Linked DNA regions of Homo sapiens: region 2 is linked to region 1. The links are chromatin loops, found by intact Hi-C in ENCODE. Cell type or tissue: dorsolateral prefrontal cortex. All regions are shown on one strand. Links, peaks and the distances in the headings refer to the core of each region. The heading gives the core; the rest is flanking DNA.

What was found. Peaks named below come from ENCODE experiments on the same cell type or tissue, not always from the same donor. Only the 100,000 strongest peaks of a DNase experiment are listed, where the experiment ranks them.
Region 2: a loop joins it to region 1, with 2.5 times the contacts of the local background. A loop is called at or near these places in 10 of 110 quality-filtered maps.

The regions. Positions count from the first base shown.
Region 1 is chr4:164,941,760-164,947,142 of GRCh38, reverse strand. It overlaps the pseudogene NACA3P. Among named protein-coding and RNA genes, the nearest start is that of FAM218A, 12 kb to the left of the region's middle. In dorsolateral prefrontal cortex, for the core only: no CTCF peak of the experiment used is centred there; no DNase peak of the experiment used is centred there.
Region 2 is chr4:164,776,876-164,782,258 of GRCh38, reverse strand. The region is part of intron 2 of SMIM31 (small integral membrane protein 31); the gene reads right to left. Among named protein-coding and RNA genes, the nearest start is that of SMIM31, 25 kb to the right of the region's middle. In dorsolateral prefrontal cortex, for the core only: CTCF peaks have their summits at 2,137 and 2,336 (motif pointing left); a DNase peak (open chromatin) is centred at 2,298.

The sequences.
Region 1 (5,383 bases), core at 181-5,180:
CTGTCTAAAATAGAATGAAATAAAATAAAATAAAATAAAACAAAAAGCTGAGTCTTATTGTCTCTCTGTCATTGTCCCCAAGCCAGACCAGCTTCTCTCTTACTCTCATTTTTGAACCTCATCTTTCACTTCTGCTATATCTAGAAACTCTAAAATCCCTTGTGGGCAGGGCACAGTGGCTCACGCCTGTAATCCCAGAACTTGGCAGGCCGAGGTGGGAAGATCACCTGAGGTCGGAAGTTTGAGACCAGCCTGGCCAACATGGTGAAACCGGGTCTCTACTAAAAATACAAAAATTAGCTAGGAGTGGTGGCAGGCACCTGTAATCCCATCTACTTGGGAGGCTGAGGCAGGAGGATCACTTGAACCTGGGAAGCAGAGCTTGCAGTGAGCTGAGAGGCTGCCATTGTGCTACAGCCTGGGCAACAAGAGTGAAACTGCATTTATTTATAAATAAATAAATAAAATCCCTTGTGTCCTCCTCTTTCTTCTTCACACTTCACACAAATCTCCCCCACATTCTTTTTCTACTCCAACTCCATCTGGCTTCCAGGCCTGACTCCTCTATGGCCACACAAATCTCCCAAGTTCAGACGAACTAAATTAGTGGCAAGAGCAAGGCCAGGCATTATGGTTTCAAGTTCTAATATTTTGGGGTCGCTGACCACAAGCACAACTGGTCCTTCCCCCTCGCTCTCAACTATTGCATCCTCCTCTGACCTCGCCTACCTTATCTACTCCACTGGCTAGGTCTCTGCAAAGTGAATTTCCTAAGCACTTCCTCAATATAGCCTCCTATTCCACCCTGGTGTGTCGGAGTGTCGCCATTTTGTCCAGGGTGTCCAATGTAGCCTCCTATTCCACCCATTTTCGTCCTCATGGACTGTGAGGAGAAGTCCTCGCAGGATTGCTCCATGCGCAGCCTGAGCCTCCGAGGTCTTCCCCAACGCATAACGTGGCCCACGGCGCCTGCTCCTTCCCCGAGTCTCTGCTCACCTGCACCTGTGGTCGGAGGGGCGCTTTCCTGATATCAAATCCCCACTTGGGTCCAGACTCTGTGAGTATTCAGGAGCAGCCCTTAAATTTCCAGATGTTGGGGTGATTCTCTCAGCACCACTGCCAACTAAGAATGGCTGCTCCTGTCTTGCAGGTCAGTCGTGTCCGTCTTGGTCCAGGTCAGAACAGCAACACAGCACAGCCTCTCCATCCACCCGAGAGTTCTGAATCTGGCGCCTTCAGAGCTTATAAGCCTGTGGAGAGTTTCCTTTCTGTTCCCTTATTGGACAGACTCTGGATGCAATTAGCGTCTGGCCAACGACCGGCTCTGATGAACATTTCCCACCTTCTTCTCTGATTGCATTTTCAGCCTGGGAGATGTGGTGAGTGAGGAGAACGTGAGGAGACTAAAAGTGGAAGATTGGATTTCCTTGTCTCTCAGTAGTCCATTGAAACTCCTCTAACTTAATCAGTGATTTGGTCCTGGGTTAATTGAATATTGGAAATATTTTCGTCTTGTTTTTCTCAGGCAGGCAGATGTAGGATTTGTTGGCTAACGTTGGCCTTTTCCTTCTCAGGCAGTTTTAATTCTCTTTGTCCCTTGAAGGAAGTGCTTCCAGAGTCGGTCCTTGCCTCTTTGTTTTCTGTATTCCCAAACTCATTCCAGCATTTTCAGCCTCCACAGTCTCAGACATAGCAGACAAACTGCTGGCAGAGACATTTATATGCTATCTGCTCATTCTGTAGGTGGGGGCTTTGTAGGAGTGTGGAGAGTGGAGGCGCTATGTCTGGGCAGTGCCGGGCAGCTGTAGAGTAGGCTTCCCTAGGTGGGATGATTCAGACGTTTCCTGTGCGGTACCTGGGTTATAGTTAAAAGAAATCTCCCTGGTGACTCTGGCAGTTTGTGAGATCCTTGGCAATGTCATCCATAGCAAATGGTTTCAGCTACTATCTGCATGGGGACAATGTCCAAGTCAGACCCCATCTGAGTTAGGATCTTTGTATTAATATACACAGTGTCTGCCTGTCATCCCATTCACTGACAGATATTTGCTCACATATTCTTCGAGTGCTAGCTGTCTATGGACTCTGACGGAAAGCCTGGCACACAGGGATATGGTACCCTCCTCAGCGGCAGGAAGCTGCAGTGCAGAGGAAAGAGAGAAAAGCAATGCAATGATGGCGTGGCCTCCTCTTCATGGGACTCCATTTACTAAAAGGAGAGAATACGAATATTCTTTTGTCAGGAGCACAAACACATACACTGCAGAAGGATTTGATGGAAATATTTTAAAGAGTAAATATGTGTGCTGTATAGGAGAGAACACCCTACTTGGCAAAATAGTTACACAGTGCCTTGCTGTCATCTATTTGCCTTCCAAATGATAATTGCTCTCAATGGCTTCTTGTAAATGTTCCCAAATGGTCTAGGCATATACAACCCCTCCCCCACCCCGCCGGGCATTTATATGAGTAGGGGTTATGTATAGAACACTCCTTGTTAACCTACAAATAGAAGCTACTTGCATATTCTACAGCTGCCCGCCATTCGTTTTTGTCCTATATCACTATATATACTTCAGGCTACTTTAAAATGGATTACCAAATTTAAGGAAAATCTTCTACAGGAAGTACTATAAATGAAATGGATGTTCTGAACCACCTGTAGGGCATCCAGTCTTCTAGGTTGTTTCCCACAATATACTTGGCCCTCTGGTTTGTTCCTAGAGAACAGCTAGCATTACTTCATTATTAACCATGATTCATGCACTACTTCACCTAAACATTCAATGGAACCTATGCATTAGAACTGAGAAGTAGTGATAATTGCCTCCTATACAAAGCAGAAGAAAGTGAGTCCTAGAATGGGTAATTCATCCAAAGTTGTTGACTCTTCTATCACTTCTCCATCCTCCCATAGCATCCTGTATACCCTTTTGTGTCACCATCAAAACACTTCTGATAACTTTCTTTCTTTCTTTTCTTTAATTTTATTTTACTTTAAGTTCCGGGTTACAAGTGCAAAATATGCAGGTTTGTTACATAGGTGTACACGTGCTATGGTGGTTTCCTACACCTATCAACCCATCATCTAGGTTTTTTTTTTCCAACAAGAAGCCATAACTTTATTTATGATAGAAACAGTACAAATTTCAAACCAAGCTGCAGTTACTCCTTTGAGACACCAAGAAAAGTTGCTTTCAGATGGTTACATTGTTAATTCCATAATGGCACTTACAATATCATTACTGTTGTTCTTCAGGGCATGGACTGCCTTTGCTCTCCACACATTTGCTTGTGACATGACCAATTCTATGTCCTTAACTTCTACACCTGTTTCATCGACCTCTTCTTCTTCACTCTCCTTTTGTACAGTTGGAGTTTGTGTGTTTTCTTGAATGTTTGAGACAGCTTCACCTTGAACATTGAATTTCTCAGCAGCTGCTAGTTGTGCTTGCTCAGATAAATCTTCGATCTTGGCTTCCCCAGAAACTATGTAGGTATCCAAAGCAGGGCTCTTGCAGACATTTGGTTTTGTGATGACAAAAAGGATATTCTTAGATTTCCGGATAGCGACTCTAGTGACTCCTGTAACCTGTCGAAGACCCAGTTTGGACATAGCCTTCTGTGCCTTCTTTTCACTCCAAATCTGTTTTGCTTTACTGACTGGCTCTTCATCAATTTCAGCTGCTGCCACCAGCTGGGCTTCTTGTGTGGACGTCTGGGTGGAATCCTGTTCTTCAGGCTCTGGTACTGATTCATCACTGTCAGATTCTGTTCCAGACCCTGTCTCAGCCTGCGGCTGCGGCAACTCCTGCTCTGTAGCAGGGACGGTTTCTGTGGCTTCACAGGGCATTTTGTGCAGGGAACGAGGAACCAAGATGGTGGCAGAAAGAGAGTGAGCCAATCATCTAGGTTTTAAGCCCCGTATGAATTAGGTATTTGTCCTAATGTTCTCCCTTTGCTTGCCCCTCACCCCCTGACTGGCCCTGATGTGTGTTGTTCCCCTCCTGTGTCCATGTGTTCTCATTGTTCAACTCCCACTTTTGATTGAGAATATGTGGTGTTTGGTTTTCTGTTCCTGTGTTAGTTTGCTGAGGATGATGGCTTCTAGCTTCATCCATGTCCCTGCAAAGGACATGATCCCATTCCTTTTAATGGCTGCATAGTATTCCATTGTGTATATGTAGCGCATTTTCTTTCTTTTCTTTTTTTATTTTTTTTTACGGATTTTCACTCTTTCGCCCAGGCTGGAGTGCAGTGTCGTGATTTCTGCTCACTGCAAACTCTGCATTCTGGGTTCAAGCGATTCTCCTGCCTCAGCCTTCAGAGTAGCTGGGATTACGGGCACCCGCCACCACACCTGGCTAATTTTTGTACTTTTAGCAGAGACGTGGTTTCACCATGTTGGCCAGGCTGGTCTCGAACTCCTCACCTCATGATCCACCCACCTCGGCCTCCCGAAGTGCTAGTATTATAGGTGTGAGCCACCGCACCCAGCAATATACCACATTTTCTTTGTCCAGTCTATCATTGATGGGTATTTGGGTTGGTTCCATGTCTTTGCTATTGTAAATAGTGCTGCAATAAACATATGCGTGCATGTATCTTTATAATAGAATGATTTCTATTTTTCTGGGTATATGCCCACTAATGGGATTGATGAGTCAAATGGTATTTCTAGTACTAGATCCTTGAAGATCTAGTCTACACTGTCTTCCACAATGGTTGAACTAATTTACATTCCAACCAACAGTGTAAAAGCATTCCTATTTCTCCATAGCCTTGCCAGCATCTATTATTTCTTTTTAAATGGGCCATTCTGACTGGTGTGAGATGGTATCTCATTGTGGTTTTGATTTGGATTTCTCTAATGACCAGTGATGTTGAGCTTTTTTTCATATGTTTGTTGGTGGCATAAATGTCTTCTTTTGAGAAGTGTCTATTCATATTCTTCGCCCAATTTTTGATGGGGTTGTGTTTTTCTTGTAAATTTGTTTAAGTTCCTCATAGATTCTGGATATTAGACCTTTGTCAGTGGGTAGATTGCAGAAATTTTCTCCCATTCTGTAGGTCATCTGTTCGCTCTGATAATAGTTTTTGTTGTTGTTGTTTATTCTGTGCAGAAGCTCTTTAGTTTAATTAGATCCCATTTGTCAATTTTGGCTTTTGTTGCAATTGCTTTTGGCATTTTTGTCATGAAGTCTTTGTCCGTGCCTATGTTCTGAATGTTATTGCTTAGGTTTTTTTTTTTTTTAAGGGTTTTTATAGTTTGGGGTGTCACATTTAAGCCTTTAACCCATCTTGAGTTAATTTTTGTATAAGGTATAAGAAAGGGGTCCAGTTTCAGTTTTCTGCATATGGTTAGCCAGTTTTCCCAGCACCA
Region 2 (5,383 bases), core at 312-5,311, 170 kb after region 1:
GAGTGCAATGGCGCGGTCTCGGCTCACTGCAACCTCTGCCTTCCAGGTTCAAGCGATTCTCCTGCCTCAGCCTCCCCAGCAGCTGGGATTACAGGCAAGTGCCACCACCCCCGACTAATTCTGTATTTTTGGTAGAGATGGGGTTTCTCCATTTTGGTCAGGCTGGTCTCGAACTCCCGACCTCAGGTGATCCACCCGCCTCAACCTCCCAAAGTGCTGGGATTACAGGAGTGAGCCACCATGCCCGGCCCAAAATTCACTTTTTAAGGTAGATAGGCCCATGAGTTTTGATAAATGCACAGACAAATGTATCACGCATCATCAAGATGTGGAACAAGATTCTGGCTTGTGCAATTCCCCGTGCTACTCCTTTGTAGTCAAATCTTCTTCCTGGCCTTAATGCCTGGCAGCCACTGTGCTGTTTTCTGTTTCTGCGGTTTGGCCTTTTCCACAATGTTACATAGGTGGAAGCATCCACTATGTAATCTTATGAAGTTGGCTCTTTTTGCTTGGCACAGTGGGTCTCACCTGGGAAAAACCTTGGCCTCTCCAGGGGACATTTGGCAGTCTCTGGAGACATTATCGGTTGCCACAACGAGGTGGGTTGGGGAAGTGCAACATGGATCTAGTGGGAAGAGGCAAGGAGGCTGCTAAAAGTCCTCCTATGCTTAGGACAGCCCCCTACAACAAAGAATGATCTGGCCTAAAACAATAATGAGGTTGAGAAACACTAACTTAGCAAAACACATTTGAGATTCATTCATATTGTTGCATGTATCAATAGTTTGTTTCTTTTTTATTGCTTAATAATATTCTGGTTTATAAATGTATTAGAGTCTGTTTATTCATTTACCTGCTAAAGGACATTTGGGCTGTTCTCATTTTTTGGCAATTGTGAATAATGGTATAAACATTTGTGTAAATGTTCTTGAGTGAAGGTAAGTACTGGGAGTAGGATTGTTTGGTCCTTTGGTAAGCATATGTTTTATCTTTGTAAGAAATTCCAAACTGCTTTCCAAACTGGCTGTACCATTTTGCGTTCCCACCAGCAACATATGAGAATTCCAGTAGTTCTTCATCTTCAGCAGTACTTGGTATTGTGTGTGTGTGTGTGTGTGTGTGTGTGTGTATGTAAATGTAGTATATGTAGGGCCAGGAATGGTGGCTCACACCTGTAATCCCAGCACTTTGAGAGGTGGAGGTGGGACAATTGCTTGAGGCCAGGAGTTTGCGACCTGCCTGGGCAACATAGCAAGACCCCTGTCTGTACCAAAATTAAAAAATAGCCGGGTGTGGTTGCATGTGCCTCTAGTCCTAGCTACTAGTAGGCAGAAATAAGAGGACTGCTTTAGCCCAGGAGTTTGAGGCTTCAGTGAGCTATGATTGTGCCACTTTACCTAGCCTGGGTGACACAGCAAGTCACTGTCTTTAAGAAAAATAAAAATTAAAAAAAGTAGTATATATATTTAAATTTTAGTCATTCTAATAGATGTGTAGTAGTATCCCATTATGGTTTTAGGTTTGTCTGGTTTTGGCTAATTTTTAGAATTTTAGAATTTAATGCACATTTTCTGAGATTTCAAAAATAGTATTATAAAAACAGTGTTTGATAATACACACAGTTATTAATGCCTTTGTAGGCATTCATTCTGTTCTTCCTCATTGTAGAGCTACTGATCCTTTTACAGCTTCTATTTTAAAATAATCCAGTTTACCAGTATTAGGATTCATTGATCTACAAAGGCCTTCAGGACACACCTGGCCTAGGCCCCTGCCTACTACATGGATTTTGAGAAAAAGAGAAGAAGCTATTCGTTTTTTGTTTGTTTTTTGAGATGGAGTCTCGCTCTGTCACCCAGGCTGGAGTGCAGTGGCGCAATCTCGGCTCACTGCAACCTCCACCTCCCGAGTTCAAGCAGTTCTCCTGCCTCAGCCTCCCGAGTAGCTGGGACTACAGGCATGCGCCACCACGCCTGGCTAATTTTTTGTATTTTTAGTAGAGACGGGGTTTCACCATGTTGGCCAGGCTGGTCTTGATCTCCTGACCTTGTGATCCACCCGCCTTGGCCTCCCAAAGTGCTGGGATTATAGGTGTGAGCCACCGCGCCCGGCCACTATTCCTATTTTTAAATATGATTAAGGGATTATCTGGAAGAGTTGCATGCATTGCTCACAGTTCACTGGGGAAAAAGACAAAGCTTTGGCATTCCCAGTGTTTAGCATGGTGGCTGGTGTGAAATTAGTTTTACACAGGCAGCACCGGGACACAACAGAGCAAAATTATTTTTCTTGGATTCGGGTGTTTGTCAAACATTGCCGTCTACTGGCTGGCTGCTGCAATTACTTCTAAGACATGCCAAAAAACCAGTTTGTTGCCTGTTCTCAAAATTTGCTGTCTCCACCTCTAACAATCCATATTAAATAGATTAATAATCCTTCTTTTAAAGCATAACTTTATTGATTCCTCTATATCCCTAAATATGTGTGTCAGGAACATTGATGCAGAGAGGATATTTTGATTTCATTTAAAACAAGCCTGAAATTTGCCCTGGTAAATAATGAACAGTCTCATTCCATGCAAGTTTGTGGCTTTCAGTTGAGATAAATAGGAAGACCTCAGTCTCACTTATGGCCATGTCTTCTTAATTTTGGACAATTTGGTTTATAAAGGCAGAAGAGTCATTGTATTCAGAGATAACAGAAAAATTGCAAAAAAAAATTGCTGACTTTTCCATGACAAAAATTTGCAGAAAAATAACTTTAAAACTATGTGAAATAATAGAAAGTCTACAGATTGGCCACTAATCTCAGTTTGGTCTTTTGCTAATAGGGGCTTTCCTCACTTTTACGAAGAAGAAGCAGAAGCTTCCAATTCAGGATCCAGACATTTTGGCATTTTTTTCCTAACAATTTAACTGGAAACCTTGGTGCCTGTGGCCTTTGGCACCCGCAGAACTATGTTGTGAAGTATTAGCTCAGCATGCCCAATAGTTTAGCCACACGCTACGGAAATAGCTGCGGTGACCAAAATGTAAACCCACCTCTAATTACTGAAGAATTAGAAATGAACACAGTCTTCATGACATTCTCTAAGACTACAGTGTTTTAGGCATACATACCCGAATGTTGAACTTCTCTGCGACCAAAAGACATTTAATTTATGTTCAATCAAACCTAGTTAATTACAAACACAACTTTAAGGTAGTTAAAGAAACCCTCAGTTGAAAAAGATGTAGCTGATGCGCTGGAGTTTTTTTTTTTTTTCCTGTTTAGTGGATTCCATTCTCAATATTATTTTACATTTTTTCCAGGTTGAGAGGCCATTTTTAATTCACAAAGAGTTTATGGTTATAGTAAACATGGCGGATCATCAGTATCTGTCTATGTTTGTTCAAGGATACCTGAATTTAGATATGAGGGTTAACTTGGCAACTTGCCCATGATCACACAGTTAATTCTGAGTCAGTTCCCATCTTCACACTCACCCCTGTCTTAGGCATGTGGATGGAGAACCTGAGCCATGATCATGCTCACCGAGCTCTTCCTGCCTCTTCCTCTCCTTGGGCACATTGCTTCTGGGAATTTCATTTTCCTTATCTCCAAAGTAGACATAGCATTACTTCCCTGCTTTACAATGTGGTCATAGGGATGAAAGGAGGCTTAAATATGTTAAGTGCTTGGCAGACAGTGAACACTCAAAATATTATTTTTGTGCTATAGATATCGTCAGTTCTTATTTTGCAGACAACCCAAATTGTGTACCAAGGGAATAAATTTTTCATCGAGTCATCACATATAACTCCCTAAATGTGTGCTGGTACTATCAAATCATTTTGTATATTATTAGAGGTGTGTATTAAACTTTTGTTTTGTGCTTAATGTTGATTTTGGAGAAGAATGAGGTGGCATTGCAAAATAAAATTTTTTTTTTTAATCTGTTTACCTGGGTACAAATTTGTAGCTTCCCTACTTGATTTTGCCTCACTACTCTTGAGTGCTGAAAGGTTTATGTTTATTTATTTATTTATTTTTAAATAGAGATGAGGTCTCACTATGTTGCCCAGGCTGATCTCAAACTTCTGGGCTCAAGCCATCCTCCTGCCTTGGCCTCCCAAAGTGCTGGGATCACAGGCGTAAGCCACTGCATGTGGCCAGGTTTATGACTTTGACTCTGGTTTGTGAGGCCAGCTTTGAAAAAACGGTAGGGATCTTCTTAAACAACAAACATGCTTATTGCTGTCTGATTAATATAGAATCACAGCAGTGGCAATTTTTCTTTATGAACCGATATCTTTCTGTGCTGTAGTGCTGTAGGGCCTTTGGCCACATTGACACAGTTGGACAACAGCAATATATGTAATATCTAAATGAATTCTTAACAGACATCAAGTTTTAAAACCTAAGACTTTCTAAAATTATAAAGTCGATTCTAACCTGGACTGGGGATCTGCCAGCCTTGGGCTTACTTTCTCTAAAACTCTGTGCATCATGGACGAAGTCACCAAGACTGTTCACCTGGCAGTTACAGCTATTCTGGAAGGGAGTGTCTGGCATGGGGATGCTGGATAGCTACTGCTTGTCAAGAGGCTGGACACACCTTTGATGAAGGATCATTACCTTCCCAGAACATCCTTATAATTCCCTGATGGGTCACTTACATTTTATCACTTCCTACTGGTCATTACACCAGACAACTTTCAAAGACAGGGCCTAGTGTGCAGGTGGACAGCAATATGATTCAGGCAGGAAAGAGCAGCTACTGCCGCGTCACTATGTGCTACCTCTAGAGATATAAAGAGACTGTTATACTAATCTCTTCTAAACTGATACTGCAGCTTCACAGTGGTGAATTTAAAAACTAAAGAACAACGAAATAGGTGCAAAATGATTCTATATAATTTAAGAAAATACAAGGAAGCAGTGGTCTGGGTAACACAAAAAATGGAAATATACCACGCCATTTATATTTGACTTTGGCATGCAGAATATAATTTCTTCTGCCCTGAGGGCATGCCTATCCTGGTCATGTTTTGTTTGACAGACATTAAAATCTGTTTTCAATTCATGAATATATCAAACCTGAACATTACAGAAAGTTGATCAAATATACATTGAAGACCATCATGAAAAGCCTGTCTACATTGATTTGTGTTATTCTGAATTAATTTGTGCTTCATGTCACTGAGTTTTCAAGAAGGAGGTTTATGAATAGCCCATATATCATCTTTTTGCGTAAATCAGCCTGTGATTCTGCTCATATACAAGTCCATGAGATCCTAATGAGTATTTCTGAGGATTTTAGATTTAGTGTAGCATTATAACAATACCTGCCTCATAGGCCTAATCTTAGGATTAAATTATTAATATAGATAAAGCAACATGA